2 separate regions of the Homo sapiens genome follow, and region 1 is linked to region 2. The links are chromatin loops, found by intact Hi-C in ENCODE. Cell type or tissue: sigmoid colon. All regions are shown on one strand. Each heading gives the region's core, and the rest is flanking DNA. Links, peaks and the distances in the headings are about the cores only. Region 1 holds the start of SNHG30 (small nucleolar RNA host gene 30). Region 2 overlaps SLFN5 (schlafen family member 5).

What was found. A loop is a pair of places that touch in the nucleus more often than their neighbours do. Peaks named below come from ENCODE experiments on the same cell type or tissue, not always from the same donor. Only the 100,000 strongest peaks of a DNase experiment are listed, where the experiment ranks them.
Region 1: a loop joins it to region 2, with 2.4 times the contacts of the local background. A loop is called at or near these places in 9 of 110 quality-filtered maps.

The regions. Positions count from the first base shown.
Region 1 is chr17:35,564,454-35,572,786 of GRCh38, reverse strand. It overlaps SNHG30 (small nucleolar RNA host gene 30), which reads right to left and starts at 4,673. Exons shown (of 2, transcript NR_135479.1): 1 at 4,286-4,673. It also overlaps the pseudogene RPL39P32. RefSeq lists enhancers at 4,807-4,936, 4,637-5,319. In sigmoid colon, for the core only: no CTCF peak of the experiment used is centred there; DNase peaks (open chromatin) are centred at 4,756 and 5,166; H3K4me3 peaks cover 1,933 bases; H3K27ac peaks cover 1,206 bases.
Region 2 is chr17:35,250,822-35,259,154 of GRCh38, reverse strand. SLFN5 (schlafen family member 5) reads right to left here. Exons shown (of 5, transcript NM_144975.4): 2 at 1-504. The coding sequence starts at 464. Among named protein-coding and RNA genes, the nearest start is that of SLFN5, 12 kb to the right of the region's middle. RefSeq lists an enhancer at 1,243-2,442. In sigmoid colon, for the core only: no CTCF peak of the experiment used is centred there; DNase peaks (open chromatin) are centred at 1,694 and 4,524; H3K27ac peaks cover 1,578 bases.

The sequences.
Region 1 (8,333 bases), core at 161-8,160, 310 kb before region 2:
CATGGCTCACTGTGGCCTCAAACTGCTGGGCTCAAGCAATCCTCCCACCCCAGCCTTCTGAGTAGCTGACATCTCAGGTGAGCACCACCACGCCCAGAGTCTTGCCATGTTGCCCAGGGTGGTCTCAAACTGCTGGGCTCAAGTGATCTTCCCTCTTTGGCCTTCCAAAGTGCTGGATTACAGGTGTGAGCTACTGTACCTGGCCTAGAAAATATTTTTTTTTTTGAAATGGAGTCTCACTGTGTCGCCCAGGCTGGAGTGCAGTGGCGCAATCTCGGCTCACTGCAGCCTCAGCCTCCCAAATAGCTGGGACTACAGGCATGTGCCACCACGCCCAGCTAATTTTTGTATTTTTAGTAGAGATGGGGTTTCACCATGTTGGCCAGGCTGGTCTTGAACTCCTGACCTCAAGTGATCTGCCAGCCTTGGCCTCCCAAAGTGCTGGGATTACAGGCGTGAGCCACCACACCGGGCCTAGAAAAGATTTTCTACTAAATTTCTTTATAAACTCCAGTTCATTTAATATGCAATTTGATTTATAATTCTTCTGCCAACAAAGATTAAAATTATAGTCATAAAAGTTTTTAAACTAGAATCTTTTATCTGAAGAGTCCAAGAACCCAGAGAGGCTATGATTTGCCGAAGATCCATAGGAAATTAACTGCAGAGCTGGAAAGAGAACTTGAGGTATGATTACCAGATTTATATTTTTTCAGTAGCAACTAAATAAAAGGTTCAATTTCATTTTTCTCTAGGGTACTACCTTTAGATTTACTAATGAGGAAGGACATGGAAGATAAAGCAGGGCAAAGCATGGGTAATTCACAATCTGAAAAATCAATTTGTGAATGAGAAACCTGACCTCCACTCCACTCCACTCCCTCACTCTGTCACCCAGGCTAGAGTGCGGTGGCACAATCTCGGCTCACTGCAACCTCTACCTCCCGGGTTCAAGTGATTCTCCTGCCTCAGCCTCCCGAGTAGCTGAGACTACAGGCGTGCACCACCACACCCAGCTAATTTTTGCACTTTTTAGTAGAGATGGGCTTTCACCATATTGGCCAGGCTGGTCTTGAACTCTTGACCTTGTGATCCACCCACCTCAACCTCCCAAAGTGCTGGGATTATGGGCGTGAGCCACCGCGCCTGGCCTCTTTATTTTTTGAGACAGATTCTCACTCTGTCACCCAGGCTGGAATGCAGTGGCACTATCTCAGCTCACTTTAGCCTCTGCCTCCTGGGTTCAAGCAGTCCTCCCACCTCAGCCTCCCAGGTAGCTGGGATTACAGGCATGCACAACCAGGCCTAGCTAATTTTTGCATTTTCAGTAGAAATGGGGTTTTGCCATGTTGGCCAGGCTGGTCTTGAACTCCTGACTTCAAGTGATCTGCCCACCTCGGCCTCTGAAAGTGCTGGGATTACAGGCATGAGCCACCGCACCTGGCCTCTCCAGACTTTCAAAATGATATTGTCAGTATCTAAAATTCTGGGGCCACCATATACTGCCTTCAGCCATCTATAAACATCAATAGACTGATATTCCCTAGTTAAAACTGACAGCTATTGGTCTGTGTTCACTATTCAGCAACTAAGCTCCATAAAGAGGAAAACTAGGTCAGGCGCAGTGGTTCGCACCTCTAATCCCAGCACTTTGGGAGGCCGAGGCAGGCAGGTCCCCTGAGGCCAGGAGTTCCAGACCAGCCTGGCCAACGTGGCGAAACCCCGTCTCTATTAAAAGTACAAAAATTAGCCGGGCATGATGGCAGGCGCCTGTAATGCCAGCTACTCAAGAGGCTGAGGCAGGACAACAGCTTGAACCTGGGAGGCGGAGGTTGCAGTGAGCTGAGATTGCACCACTGCACTCCAGCCTGGGCGACAAGAGTGAGATCCTGTCTCAAAAAAAAAAAAAAAAAAGAAAGAAAGAAAGAAAAAGAAAGAAAGAAAGAAGGAAAGAAGGAAGGAAGGAAAGAAGGAAGGAAGGAAAGAAGGAAAGAAGGAAAGAAGGAAAAAAAGAAAGAGAAAGAAAGAAAGAAAGAAAGAAAGAAAGAAAGAAAGAGAAAGAAAGAAAGAAAAAGAAAACAGAGGCCTCAGCCTCTGTTTAAGCATTCAAGCATAACCATTGTGTAACAGGCACTTCATCAGTTACTTTCCCTCTTTTGAGACAGAGATCAGAGCTTAATAACTTAAATAAATCTGCCAAAAATAATGAAACTTGTGAGCAAAGCCAAGCTCTGAACCAATGAGTGCTTGGCTCTAAAACCCACGTTCCTTCTGGCAGACAATACTGCTATCTCAATGGGCCTCCTGCCTCCAGTTTCTCTCCCATCCAATGTACTTTGAATCTTACACACATACTAACCCTTATATATGGAGGTGTGATTACTCACAAGCATTCAGTTGCTCCCCATAGTCTAGGAAATAAAGTCCTAACGACTTTGTTTAGCAATCAAGATGTTTCAAAACAGACCAATATTTATCCTTAAATACACCATAAATAACCCAAACATGTCTTTTGTTTGTTTGTTTGTTTGAGATAGAGTCTCGCTCTGTCGCCCAGGCTGCAGTGCAGTGGTGCAATCTCAGCTCACTGCAAACTCAGCCTCCTGGGTTCAAGCGATTCTCCTGCCTCAGCTTCCCAAGTAGGTGGGATTACAGGCATGAGCCACCATGCCCAACTAATTTTTGTATTTTTAGTAGAGACAGGGTTTCGCCATGTTGGCCAGACTGGTCTTAAACTCCTGACCTCAAGTGATCCACCTGCCTTGGCCTCCCAGGTGCTGGGATTATAGGTGTGAGCCACCGTGCCGGGCCCCCAAACATATCTTACAGTCTAATCAACCCAGATTATTCCTTAGTCCTCATATTGGCTCTATTTGACCTTATGCCCTCCATCTAGAAAGTCTTTCCCCCTGTGTAGAAATCCTTCCTGTACTTCAAAATCCTATCCCTGCAGTTTGCAACCCTTCAAAATGCCATCTTTTGCATGAAGCCTTTTTTCATCAATCCAACAGGAAGTATCTGTCCTCCTTCTGAATTATGAAAGCACCTTAATACCTGTTTTGTGGTACCTATTTCACTTTGTATTTTAAGATCCAGACAGCCAGACTACCATGTAATTCAAGATCTTTACAAGTTGAACTCCCTATCTGCTTCATCATCAGCTGGGCAAACCTCCCATGTGCTCCAGCCACATGCGGCAGGTACATTTTCCTAGTTCCTGGAGTGCTTTCTCCACCCCTTTCGATGGGGAGAAAACCTGAGTATACTTTTTTTTTTTTTTTTAAAGATTTTTAACATTATTTGGATTCTTAGTTTGTGGGAAAAGAGTAAGATAGACACATCTAGATTGTTATATAGCTCAGGCTTTTTAAGGGGGATATTTAAACATACAGTATATAACTTTAAAATGCCCAGGTGTGGGGAGATTTGCCTTATCACTCAAAAAAAGGGTCAAGAGTAATCATTCCAAGTTTAGGTTGAAGTGGGTAAGATTACAGCCAGAGATTAAAAGCTCACACATCCATAAGCAAGGTCCCAGTCAGGCATCTGGAAGGGCAAAGGGATGGCTCTGTGCTGGCTGAGTAAAAGGCGCTTTCATGGAGGGATAAATACCCACCCTAAGTATACTTTTTAAACTTTACTCAAGGCCGGGAGCGGTGGCTTTGGCCTGTAATCCCAGCACTTTGGGAGGCCGAGGCGGGTGGATCACGAGGTCAGGAGTTCAAGACCAGCCTGGCCAACATGGTGAAACCCCATCTCTACTAAAAACGCAAAAATTAGCCGGGCGTGGTGGTGTGCGCCTGTAATCCCAGCTACTTGGGAGGCTGAGGCTGAGAACTGCTTGAACCCGGGAGGCGGCGGTTGCAGTGAGCCGAGATAGCGCCACTGGACTCCAACCTGGGAGGCAGAGCGAGACTCCCGTCTCAAAAAAAAAAAAAAAACAAAACAAAAATAAACTTTACTCAAATATCACTTTCTGTTAAATGTCCTTAATTCCTTCAATCATCCCCCTCTTCTAACTCTCACAGCACTTTCTTCCACTACGGCACGCATCACACGCCAACTACTCACCAGTTCACGTTTTCCGCCCTCTCTCCCACTTGCCCAATCACAGAGTTCCTAAAGAACCAGGACTATGTTCTACTAGTCTTTGTAGCCACTGCACTCGGAATGGTGCCTAGTACATAGGAATGAGCGTTTAATTCATTGAATGAGCGACTCTTCCTACTAAACCCTAAGCTCCTAGATTATAAAAGCATCAACACAAGTTATAAATCCGACTTACCTCCAACATTTCACGTAGGTAAAGACCATACCTCAAGCACCTCCAAGCCCTCATTTCCCCAGCCTCTACCTCATGGCCCTCTGCACAGCCATCTGCGCACAACCAGTGCTTACACACAGGAGGCCCTCAAAATAATACTAATAATCTAAGGTCCAAATCCCACGAACTCCCGGGAAGACTGAGAGTGAGGCTGGAGCCAAGGCTTGAACCAAACACCCAGGAAGGAATCTGCAGCCCGCTTTTCTAAGTCGTAAAACTCCTACGACCTGGACTCTCTCAGGAAGCCTGCTCCGGCCTGAGGAGGATGGAGGTAGCCAAGCTCTCCAGATTTCTGTCCCGGGCCAAAGGTGCTTCCAGCTTCCCTCTCCTTTGCTTCTCCGCCCGGCTCAGGTCTTACAGCCTAGCGCGGCTCTCGCCGAACAACCAATCCCACGGCGGCCATCGGGTCACGTGGGCGCCCCTGAGGCGGGGCTGGTGGGAGGAGCAGCCAATCGAAGGCCGAGGCCAACGTCAGGGGTGGAGCAAAAGGGATGGCGGACGCATCTTTTCCGTCACTTCTTTGCGTCGCGGTCTCTATCCTGAGAGACCAGTCGCTTTCCAAGTTCTGAGCAATTCTCCCCCGCCCCCTCCACAATTCCTCGCCGTCGGCCGTCGGGGTGACTGTTAGGCAGAGTGGTTTTGCCTGTACCCTGTTTCATAACTGGGAATGAGCATTTGAGGCAGGATTATAGTGTGTGTGCCCTGGGATTGCGGGAAGAAATGGTTTTGGGTTTTTTTTTTTTTTTTTTTTGTGACAGGGTCTCACTCAAGTCGCCCAGGCTGGAGTGCAGTGGCGCGATCTCGGCTCACTGCCACTTCCGCCTCCCAGGCTCAGGCTATTCTCCTGCTTCGGCCTTCTGAGCAGCTTGGATTACAGGCAGGCGTCACCACGCCCGGCTGATTTTATTTATTTATTTATTTATTTATTTATTTATTTATTTATTTTCCTGAGATGGAGTTTCGCTCTGTCGCCCAGGCTGCAGTGTAGTGGCGCGATCTCGGCTCACTGCAACCTCCGCCTCCCAGGTTCAAGCGGTTCTCGTGCCTCAGCCTCCCGAGTAGCTGTATTACAGACACCCATCATCATGCCGGGCTAATTTTTGTACTTTTGTAGAGACGGGGTTTCAACGTGTTGGCCAGGCTGGTCTTGAACTCCTGACCTCAGGTGATCCTACCGCCTCGGCCTCCCACAGTGCTGGGATTACAGGCGTGAGCCACCGTGCCCGGCCTCAACTGTGTTTAGATTGGTGGGGGGCAGAGAGCGAAAGGAGGGAAAGCTATTGCAATGGTCCAGGTGAGAGCTAATAGGAGCTTAAATTAGATTGGCAGTGGAAATAGAGGAGTGGCATATGAAAGGCGAATGAGGATTGTGATGAATGTTAGACAGGAATGGGTAAAAGGACATGAAGAAGTAAAATGGAGAGTCTTCTGTACCAGACCCACTCAAGGCCTCTTTCGTTCGTTAAGGATTGGAGAGATTAGACAGTGAAGACAATGTGCCTTTGCGCGTGCTATTTCCTCTACCTGGTTTATCTTTCTCCCATCCATCTCCCTTTCTCTCAACCTGTTGCTTGCTTGCTTTCTTTTTTTTTTTTGAAATGAAAGGTCTCACATATTTATTACTGAACTCAGCCAACCAAAGCGTTCATAACAGATTCAGAGAGAAAAAATATGTCCCCAATAAAACATGTCCAACTCTCCAGATAGTGGTGACATTTTCAGGTTGATATGATAATGTGATTGTGACCTTCAGACATCATAAATACGTGTGCCATCTCATGTGCAATTCCTTATAGACCCAGCTTGGTTCTTCTCCAATGTCTCCTTTTGGAGTTGTACCTGATTTTATTACCAATTTTTATCTGAATCCACTGGGGAATGGGACGATTTTGCTTTTGTTTCTTGGCCAGGAATTGCTTAATCCTAAACGTCTTGTGAGAAGACATGGCAAGAAGCAGAGTCAAGCACATACCACGATGGCGGAGAAAGGAAGAGAGGGGGAAACCTGTTGCTTTCTTACTTACAGGTTCCAGCTCACAAATCATCTCATCTAGGAAATCTTTTCTGATGCTCACTCATAGTTATTGTCACTCCTCAGAACACCTAGAGAACACTGCTCATACATTGCAAACTCTTTAGAGTGGTACTAGAGCGTAGTGGTCATGTATGTGGACTATTTTGGCAAGTAACTTGAATTCTTTGTTCTTCAGTATCACTATTTGTAAAAAGGAGGCTAATAATAGCATCTACCTAATAGAACTGTTACAAGATCAATGACAACAATGCCTAATACATAGAGTGCTCAGTTGATGTTATTGTGTATGTTGTATTGTTATGAGTTGTTTAGTACATGTTTTCCCTCTTTAGATTGTGAATGATCTCAGCTCACTGCAACCCCTGCCTCCTGGGCTCAAGCAATTCTCCTGGCTCAGCCTCCCAAATAGGTGGGATTACAGGCATGCACTACCACACCCGGCTGATTCTTTTATTTTTAGTAGAGATGGGGTTTCGCCATGTTGGCCAGGCTGGTCTCGAACTCTTGACCTCAAGTGATCCACCCACCCACCTTGGCCTCCGAAAGTGCTGGGATTACAGTCGTGAGCCACCGAGCCCAGCAGGGACGTGTGTCTTATTCTTCCAGCTAATAGTAAGGCTTTCTGGCAGGATGAGAGTAACTGGGCTTTGGATTCAGATAGGTCAGTGTTCAGCTCTCAGCTCTGCCACTTGCTAGATGTGTAACTTTGTGCTTTACCTCAATGAACTCAGTTTTTTTCATTTATGTAATGTGAAAATAACACTTCTTGCAAGTTATTCTGAGGATTATATTTGAGAAGGAAAGTTGCATATTTGGCTCAAGGAAGGCAGTTACTAAATAAGAGCTTTTATTTTGATGGGTAGCCCCAGATTGTAGCACCATGTTTAAAACATTGTAAGCGCTCAACAATTGATTATCATTATTATTATTTGAGACAGAGTCTCGCTCTGTCACCCAGGCTAGAATGCAGTGGTGCGATCTCGGCTCACTGCAACCTCTGCCTCCTGGGTTCAAGTGATTCTCATGCCTCAGCCTCCCAAGTAGCTGGGATTACAGGCGCATGCCACCATGCCCAGCTAATGTTTGTATTTTTAATAGAGATGAGGTTTCGCCATGTTGGTTAGGCTGGTCTTGAACTCCTGACCTCAAGTGATCCGCCTGCCTTGGCCTCCCAAAGTGGTGGGATTACAGGCGTGAGCCACTGCGCTTAGCCGACAATTGATTATTGAATGAAAATGGCATTACATGCCGGGCACCATATGCGGCAAAGAGCACATGTTAACACACATTTACTCTTTATGTGTATCATTTCACTTCATTCTGGCAAATACTCTGTGGAGGAGGCTCTGTTATTATCTCCAGTTTACACAGAAGAAATTGGAGGCTTAGGTTAGTTTAACAAAGTTTTCATAGCTAGAATGTGGCAGAGCTGAGATCTGAACACCTTAGGATCCCCAAAATAGCTGATCGAATGAAAGAATGAATGAAAGTGAGGAAACTTACACGGAGTCAGGTAGTGGCATAATGGAGCCCTTGGTCACTATTCTATTTACACTCTTTGGATCATCTCTATGAAAGAATTGGGGGTGAGATGGAGGCATCTGGGGGTAAAGAGACCAACTTTTCCCCTTTAGTTGCTATTTGACAGTTTATGTCTGGTGAACATGCAGGCTTGCGTCTGGTGAACATAAGTACAACTGTGGATAAACAGAAATGCTTAGTGAATAAACACATCTAAAATAAATTCGGGGTTCTTGTTCTTAGCAATCATCAATAGCATGGCCAGATGAATTTTCCTGAGACAGGAAAAAGCATAATCTAAGTTACTGATTTCAAGTTGTTTTGTATCAGGAACATTTGCTTGGGAGCTATCAAAGCCAAGATGTGAAGTCCTCCCTGGCCTGACAACCTAACTATTCATATCCAAGGGACTTGACTAAAACGCTTTGAAGAAGGAAAAGAAGTTCTCATTGC
Region 2 (8,333 bases), core at 20-8,019:
GGACCTAATGAATTGGAAACATTAATATTCGTTGGAGTCTGAGTCCTGCATTTGAGGAATGCCAGAGCTTCCTGAGAATCCATGACATCGGTGGATGTTCTCTCTCTGTGGTACAAATTGGAGCATAAGGTAGCAAGTGGCACACCAGCCTCTGTGTTCCATGATTTCACAAAAATCAAAAAGTGGTTTTCCTTCTGCATCTTATCTAAATGGCTTCTGAAAATTGGAGGCACATCCAATCCTACTCCATGACGTTCATAATTGTAGCCTTTGTTCTCAATCTCAGCCTTGATTATGCCCCCACCAGAATTCAGCAGAGCACATACTGCTCGCAGGATGATTTCATTCTGTTTCTCCCGCAGGCGAGGGTCCATCTCCTGCCTCTGCTGAGTCCCAAGGGTGACTTTTCCTGCATCTACAACACACTCAGGAAAGTTTGTATCCACATCAATCCTAAGACTCATCTTCTCAGCACTTGGCCTATTCCTATCCTGAAATGTTCTCCTGAAAAACAGAAAGATAGAACCATTAGAACAGGACAAGAATAGGAGAGGCAGGAAAACCAACAGATTAAGGCCATCCTACTGAGGTTGGTCCCTTCATTTATTCCTGATATGATTTGACTGTGTCCCCACCCAAATCTCATCTTGAATTGTAGCTCCCATAATTCCCACATGTTGTAGGAGGAAGCCGGTGGGAGATAATTGAGTCATGGGGGGCAGTTTCCCCCATTTTGTTCTCATGGTAGTGAATAAGTCTCACGAGGTCTGATGGTTTCATAAAGGGTTTCCCCTTTCACTTGGCTTTCATTTCTATCTTGCCTGCCTCCATGTAAGACGTGCCTTTCACCGTCCACCGTGATTGTCAGGACTCCCCAGCCATGTGGAACTGTGAGTCCATTAAACCTCTTTTTCTTTATAAATTAGTCTCAGGTATGTCTTTAACAGCAGTGTGAAAATGGATGAATGAAATTCCCACATAGCTTGAGGTCAGATTTATACATGAATTAAGCTTGTAAGGTGAGTTGAGGAGCTGAGTCTGCTGGAAGCACACCACCACCACAGAAATGACCAACAGGTTATATTTATGCTGTGTATTTAGTAACTATCTGCCAAGTTCTCAAAGTGGCAGAGTCTCGCAGGTCACCTGCAGAAAATAGAAAATTTTACATTGATATTTGTGGACTGGAGCTGGAAAGCAATGAGAAAGCTTTCGTGGTCAGAAGTATCTCTGGGGTGTGCTAATATTTATTGTTTTTCTTGATTCTTTGTCTTTCTCCTCTCCCTGAGACTTGGGCAATTTTCAGATTATTTTGTAGCCTAATATTGGGAGGGGACACATCTGATTGAGTTGGCAACCTGTCATTGTTGCTATGGAACAGATACATAGCAACGACGTCAGCTTCCCCTAATCCAAACGGTTTCCATCTTGTCAAAAAAAAATCATATATATACATCCTAGCTGTGTTTCTGTGAGCAGGGGCATTTTCAGTGACAAGGGGCATAGGCAAGACTGAGCCCAACATCTCAGCACCAGGCTGCAGTTATTCAGCTTGCTCCATAGTAACTCCACAAGACATCAAGCACTAGTGCAAAAAAAAAAAAATTGCTTTACTCCAGCGGGAACAAAGGATCTGAGATCCAGTAGATAATAAATCATGAGTACACAATGTAAACATTGGCAAAAGAGCTCAAGTTTTTGTTGGGGTGTTGCCAGGAAAAGCCACCTGTCCGGCTGCCAAGAATTGCCACTGGAATGGCAGGTCCTTGGTGAAATTAATTGTATCTAAGACCTAGTCTTCGACATGTCAGGACCATAAAATTAATCTTTTTAGGACCCCAAAGTTCCCTTCTGAGGGAAGGTGATTTCGTACCCCAAACTCAAAACAGAAATAGCTGAGTCACAGTGATACTTGATTACTGTTCAGTGGGAAATGTAAATATGGGGGAGCTCAGGTGTTTATTTCAAAGCATCTCATTCCTTCCTGTAGATTTAGAGCAGTGGTCCCCAGGATCAGTTTCTTGGAAGACAATTTTTTCACGGATGGGGGTTGGGGGTTGGTGAGGAGATGGTTTCAGGATGGCACTGTTCTACCTCAGATCACCAGGCATTAGTTAGATTCTCATAAGGAGTGCGCAGCCTAGATCCCTCACATGCACAGTTCACAATAGGGTTCATGTTCCTATGAGAATCTAATGCCACCGCTGATACGACAGGAGGCAAAGCTCAGGCGGTAATGCTCACTTACACTCACCTCCTGCTGTTCAGCCTGGTTCCTAACAGGCCACAGTCAGGTACTGGTCCAGGGCCAGGGGGACCCCTGGTGTAGAGTATGTGAAGCCAGATTTCAGAAGGCTGCTTGATAAGCATGAAATCAGATCAAAAGAGGCTTTTTATGACCTGATTGACCTCAGTATCCACAATTTCATGCAGCTGTGCCACAAGGCAATCACTAAAAGGAAGGTGGCATCGTGTAATAGTAAATCACTTGGGCTGTGGAATGAGGAAACCCTGAGTTCAAACTCCCAGTATTTGCCAGCTTTGTGTCTTTAGGAAAATTGTTTTAACCTACTTGCATATACTCTGAAACAGGTGTAAAAGAACCAAACTGGTAGTGTTTTGTGAGATTAAAACAGAAAAAAAAAAGCAGATATCCTGGAGAGATGAACAAGAATTTTCAAAGGATTGCTGTTCAAAATAGCAAAAAATTGGAAATACACAGTAATAAAGTCATTCTCAATATGGAAAATGACATCCACTTTCACTATTACATGCACTATTTTGTTTTGTTTTTTGAGATGGAGTCTACTTCTTGTTGCCCAGGCTGGAGTGCAGTGGTGTGATCTCGGCTCAGTGTAAACTCTGCCTCCCAGGTTCAAGCGATTCTCCTGCCTCAGCCTCCCGAGGATCTGGGACTACAGGTGCCTGCCACCATTCCCGGCTAATTTTTGTATTTTTAGTAGAGACAGGGTTTCACCATGTTTGCCAGGCTGGTCTTGAACTCCTGACCTCCGGTGATCTGCCCGCCTTGGCCTCCCAATATACTGGCATTACAGGCGTAAGCCACCGCGCCCAGCCTACATGCACTATTTTGAATGAACTCTAAGAATATAATGTTGTAAAAAATACACAAACCACAGAATACATCTATTATGATTCCATTTATATGAAGTTCAAAAACAGGTAAAACTAAATAATGTGTTATTTAGGGAGACATATATAGGTAGTAATATCATAAAGAAAAGTAAGGAAATAATAGAACATTCAAAATAGTGGCTACCTCTGTTTGGGGAGGAAGAGGGTGGAATTAGGGAGACAGAGAAATAGGGGAGAAATATACAGGAAGCTTCTTAGCTTCTAGAAATGTATTTCTTAATCTGGAGTGAATACATGTGTGTTTATTTTAATATTTTTTTAACTATGTAATAAAGTTTTATTCTCTGTTGTATGTGTGGTATACTTTACAATAAAATTATCCCAAAATGAAATGAGTTTTCATTTTTTTTCCCAGGCACTGTTATACAAGTACAAGCTTTCTGCTCAGGCAGACAATGGTTCCCTGCAGGACTCCATCCATTGTTCCATGTATGTCTTTTCATCTCTAGTTAAAGCCCTAAGGCTCTACCTCCCAACTCTGAGAGACACACAGATTAGATTAGATTCCGCTAAAACACCCATGCGTATGCACATGTGCGCACGCATACACACACATATCATGGTAGTCATTTTCTAAAAGCAGATTCAGTGTTTTCTATGTTGTTTTTATTTCAACTTACATTTTTCCCAGCAGTAAAAGTAATATGTGCTCAATGTGTCAAAGAAAGAAAAACCAAAGGCAGAATTAAAGAAAAAGAACACTTATAGATTCACCATTTAAAGATTTAGCATTCTAATGCATTTCCTTCAGCACTTTTCTCTAAATATTTTTGTGTTGTTGGTTTGCAGAGCCATTAACAATAAGATTTGTCTTTTTTAACATCATTAATCCTTTTTCTAATTAGAAGAATAACAGGAGATTCTAACTTAAGAATCCCAAGAAAGATGTCTGTACCTCCTTCACCCCTCATAGATTATTGAAAAACAATAGTGAGTTTTTTAAAATCCAGAAATTTATTTATTTATTTATTTTGATTTTTTTGAGACAGAGCCTCGCTCTATTGCCCAGGCTGTAGTGCAGTGGTGTGATCTCAGCTCACTGCAACCTCTGCCTCCTGGGTTCAAGTGATTCTCCTTCCTCAGCCTTCTGAGTAGCTGGGACTACAGGCACAAGCCACCATGCCCAGCTAATTTTTGTATTTTTAGTAGAGACAGGGTTTCGCCATGTTAGCCAGGCTGGTCTCGAACTCCTGACCTCAGGTGATCCACCCGCTTCAGCCTCCCAAATTGCTGGGATTACAGGCGTGAGCCACCACGCCCGGCCGAAATCCAGAAATTTAAACCTCAACATGTACGCAGAAGGAATGCCAAGTGCACTGAAAACTTGAGCAGGGAAGTTGATGACACCAAAATAGAATGCCTGCAGTAATGGATGCTGGGCATTGCTGGCAAAATTTGAAGTTCTCTGAAGTAGGAAGAAAAACAGTGACTCATGCATGATTACAGAACCCTGTGTCGTAAGAGTTGGCACTGTGAACTGAGATTTCAGATTTCATGCTCTCTGGACACTGTCTTTGCCCTGCCCCCTGCATTTCTTCCCTCAAAAAAGTGGATGCAGGAAACAAGAGATTCAACAAGGAAAGGAAGTTTAAAAATCCCCTGGATGTTTGTGAAGGGAGGTCTGGGAATAACAGCTGCAGAGCAGGCCTACAGATCACAGGCAAAACTGCACAACAGAGCAGCAGGCTTCGGTGGACAGAGCCTAAGACCATGCAATTGACAGATCACTTAGTAAACTGAGAGGGTGGAGAGTAGGGGATGAATTGGTCATAGGCACTTAGGAAGACAGACAAATACAAATATAAGACAATAATGCTAAGTTAAAATAAAAAGTAGTATAGTAAATAAAAGATAACCATAAGGCATTATTTGGCACCGTTGTAAATAAAGTCCTAGTCATGATAATATAAACTCCGAATATTGTTCTGATAAAAAATGATGATATAAGATATAGTTGTATTGGCAGGATGTGGAGAAGGAAGGCATAGGATAAGAAGTGTTGGCCAGGCACAGTGGCTCATGCTTGTAATCCCAGCACTTTGGGAAGACAAGGTGGGCGGATCACCTGAGGTTAGGAGTTCAAGACCAGCCTGGCCAACACAGTGAAATCCCATCTCTACGAAAAATACAAAAATTAGCCAGGCAAGGTGGCATGCGGCTGTAGTCTCAGCTACTCAGGAGGCTGAGGCACAAGAATCACTTGAGCCCAGGAGCTGGAGATTGCAGTGAGCTGAGATCATGCCACTGCACTCCAGCCTGGGTGACAGAGTGAGACTCCATCTCAAAAAAAAAAAAAAAAAAAAAAAAACTGTTAGCTATACTCAGGCCAGGCACAGCGGCTCACACCTGTAATTCCCCCATTTTGGGAGGCCAAGGTGGGAGGATTGCTTGAGGCCAGGAGCTTAAGACCAGCCTGGGCAACATAATGGGATAACGAGTTCTTATCTCTTCAAAAACCAAAACACCAAGCATGGTGGCATGCACCTGTAGTCCTACCTACTTGGGAAGCTGAGGTAGGAGGATCTCCTGAGCCCAGTGGATTGAGGCTGCAGTGAGCCAAGATCATACCACTGCACTCCAGCCTGGGCAACAGAGGGAGACCCTGTCTCCAAAGATTTAAAAGAGAGAGAGAGAGAGAGTGCTATACAGTCATCTTCCAGAAATAAACAGTATCTTTTATGGTCTGAATGTTTGCAACTCCCTAAAGTTCATTGTGCAAATCCTAACCCTAAAGGTGCTGGTATTAGGAGATAGGGCCATTGGAAGGTGATTAGGTCATGATGATGTACCCTCATAAGTGAGATTAGTGCCCTTATGAAAGAGGTCCAAGGGAGCATATACACCCCCGCTACCATGCGAGGACCCAGTGAGAAGGCACCATCTATGAGGGCCCTCTCCAGATACCAAATCTCTCAGCACCTTGGACTTCCCAGCCACCAAAATTGTGTGCAATAAATTTTTGTTGTTTAAAAGCCACCCAGTCCATGGTATTTTGTTACAGCAGCCCAAATTGACTAAGACAATATCTAAAATGAGAGGGGGTGGGAGGGAGAAAGGAGAAAATAAGCATGCTGTTTAGAAATACAGAAACACGTGCCAGAAGAAAAAGCCCGAGAGACAAGAGGCTCCTGGCAAGCAGAAGTGGGAGAGGCTGAGGCCATTGGTTTCCTTACTGTGTCTAAGGAACTATGATTTTCAAAACTACATTCATGAGACTTTCACTTCCAGTCAGAATAAAGTACTAGGGACTAGGCTACTCTCCTGTCTGAAACAACTAAAACATTTTTGAAGAAAATTTGATGAACACTAGAAAAAATCAAGATCTAAAATCTAAGATGTTACACAAACCTTAAGCACAAGAAATGTGAAAAAAAAAAATACTGAGGAACATCATAATTAAATTGTTCAAAACCAGTGATACAGAAAAAAATCTTAAAAGCATCCAGAGGAAAAAGGCACATTATCTATAGAGGAACAAAAGATGACATTAGAATTTTTCCAGGATTATGTTGTTGACAGGCGACACATAACCTGAAAATATCCTCAGCTGTCCTTTTTGGTTTTTGTTTTTTTAGAGACAGGGCTTTTCACTCTGTCACCCAGGCTGGAGTGCAGTCATGGCTCACTATAGCCTTGAACTCTTAGGCTCAAGCTATCCTCCTGCCTTAGCCTCCCAAGTAGCTAGGACTACAAGAACGCGCCACAATGCACAGCTAATTTTTTAAATTTTTTGTACAGATAGGGTCTTACAAGATTGCCTAGGCTGGTCTCAAACTCATAACCTCAAGCAATCCTCCTGCCTCAGCCTCTTAAAGTGCTGGGATTACAGGTATGAGCCACCATGCCCCACCGCTCAGCTGTCTTTTTAGTTTTCCCACGGATGTGGATTTAAGATAGTGACCAATTTGTCTATATTATAATGAGTAATTTCATGGAGAAATTTAGCTAATATCCATTTTAAATAATTTGGTGCCAGCAAGTGGCCATTTTGAGAGCACCAGAGATTATGAGAGTAAAGATTCAACCAGATTTTTTCATGGGTGGATCACCTGGGGGCAGGAGTTTGAGACCAGCCTGGCCAACATGGTGAAACCCTGTTTCTACTAAAATTACAAAAATTAGCAGGGCGTGGTGGTGTGTGCCTGTAATCCCAGCTACTCGGGAGGTTGAGGCAGGAGAATCGCTTGAACCTAGGAGGCAGAAGTTGCAGTGAGCCGAAATCATGCCATTGCACTCCAGCGTGGGCGACAGAACAAGACTCTGTCTTTAAAAAAAAAAAAAAAAAAAAAAAAAAAGTCCGGGCGCCATGGCTCATGCCTGTAATCCCAGCACTTTGGGAGGCCGAGGCTGGCAGATCACGAGGTCAGAGATTGAGACCATCCTGGCTAACACGGTGAAACCCCGTCTCTACTAAAAATACAAAAAATTAACCTGGCGTGGTGGCGGGTGCCTGTAGTCCCAGCTACTCGGGAGGTTGAGGCAGGAGAATGGCGTGAACCCGGGAGGCGGAGCTTGCAGTGAGCCGAGATCGCGCCACTGCACTCCAGCCTGGGTGACAGAGCGAGACTCCGTCTCAAAAAACAAAAAAACAAACAAAAAAAAACCCCAAATTAGTAATGTTTGTGTTGCATGAGAAACCATGAGGTCAGGCGGGGAATGAGCCTAGAGCTAGTTTGGCAGAAGCATCATCAAGTTTTGCAGTGACAGCTAATGCCCTAAACCAATAGAAATAAGCCTTTTAAACAGGTCAAGAGTGAGGCTACAGCAAATAATGGGGTTTTCATGGTTTCCATGAAGTTGAAGGCCCAAGGGCTTCTCTACATCGCTCTCGCACAAATAGACAAAATGGCTTTCTACAGTTGGGGTGCTTTGGGAAGGAGGCTGTTGAAGAACTGATTTCAGGTTCCAGGAGGTCTTTATGTTTGGACTTTCAAAGGAGAGAATCCCTCACTGAAGACAGTCAATCCATAAAGAGGTGCTCCAATTTCAGAAAACTTTGGCACCTATTGTTTGCAATATCCAGTTAACCTAGAAATCCTCTCATCTGTCATTTTGTGAGGGATTTACAATAACTTCGGATAATCTTTATCAGGAGAGAATATTTATCCCTCCTTAGAGAGGTTTACTTCAAATAATGAATTGTGTTTTGGTAAAATTGTAATTTAGCCTTAAAAATT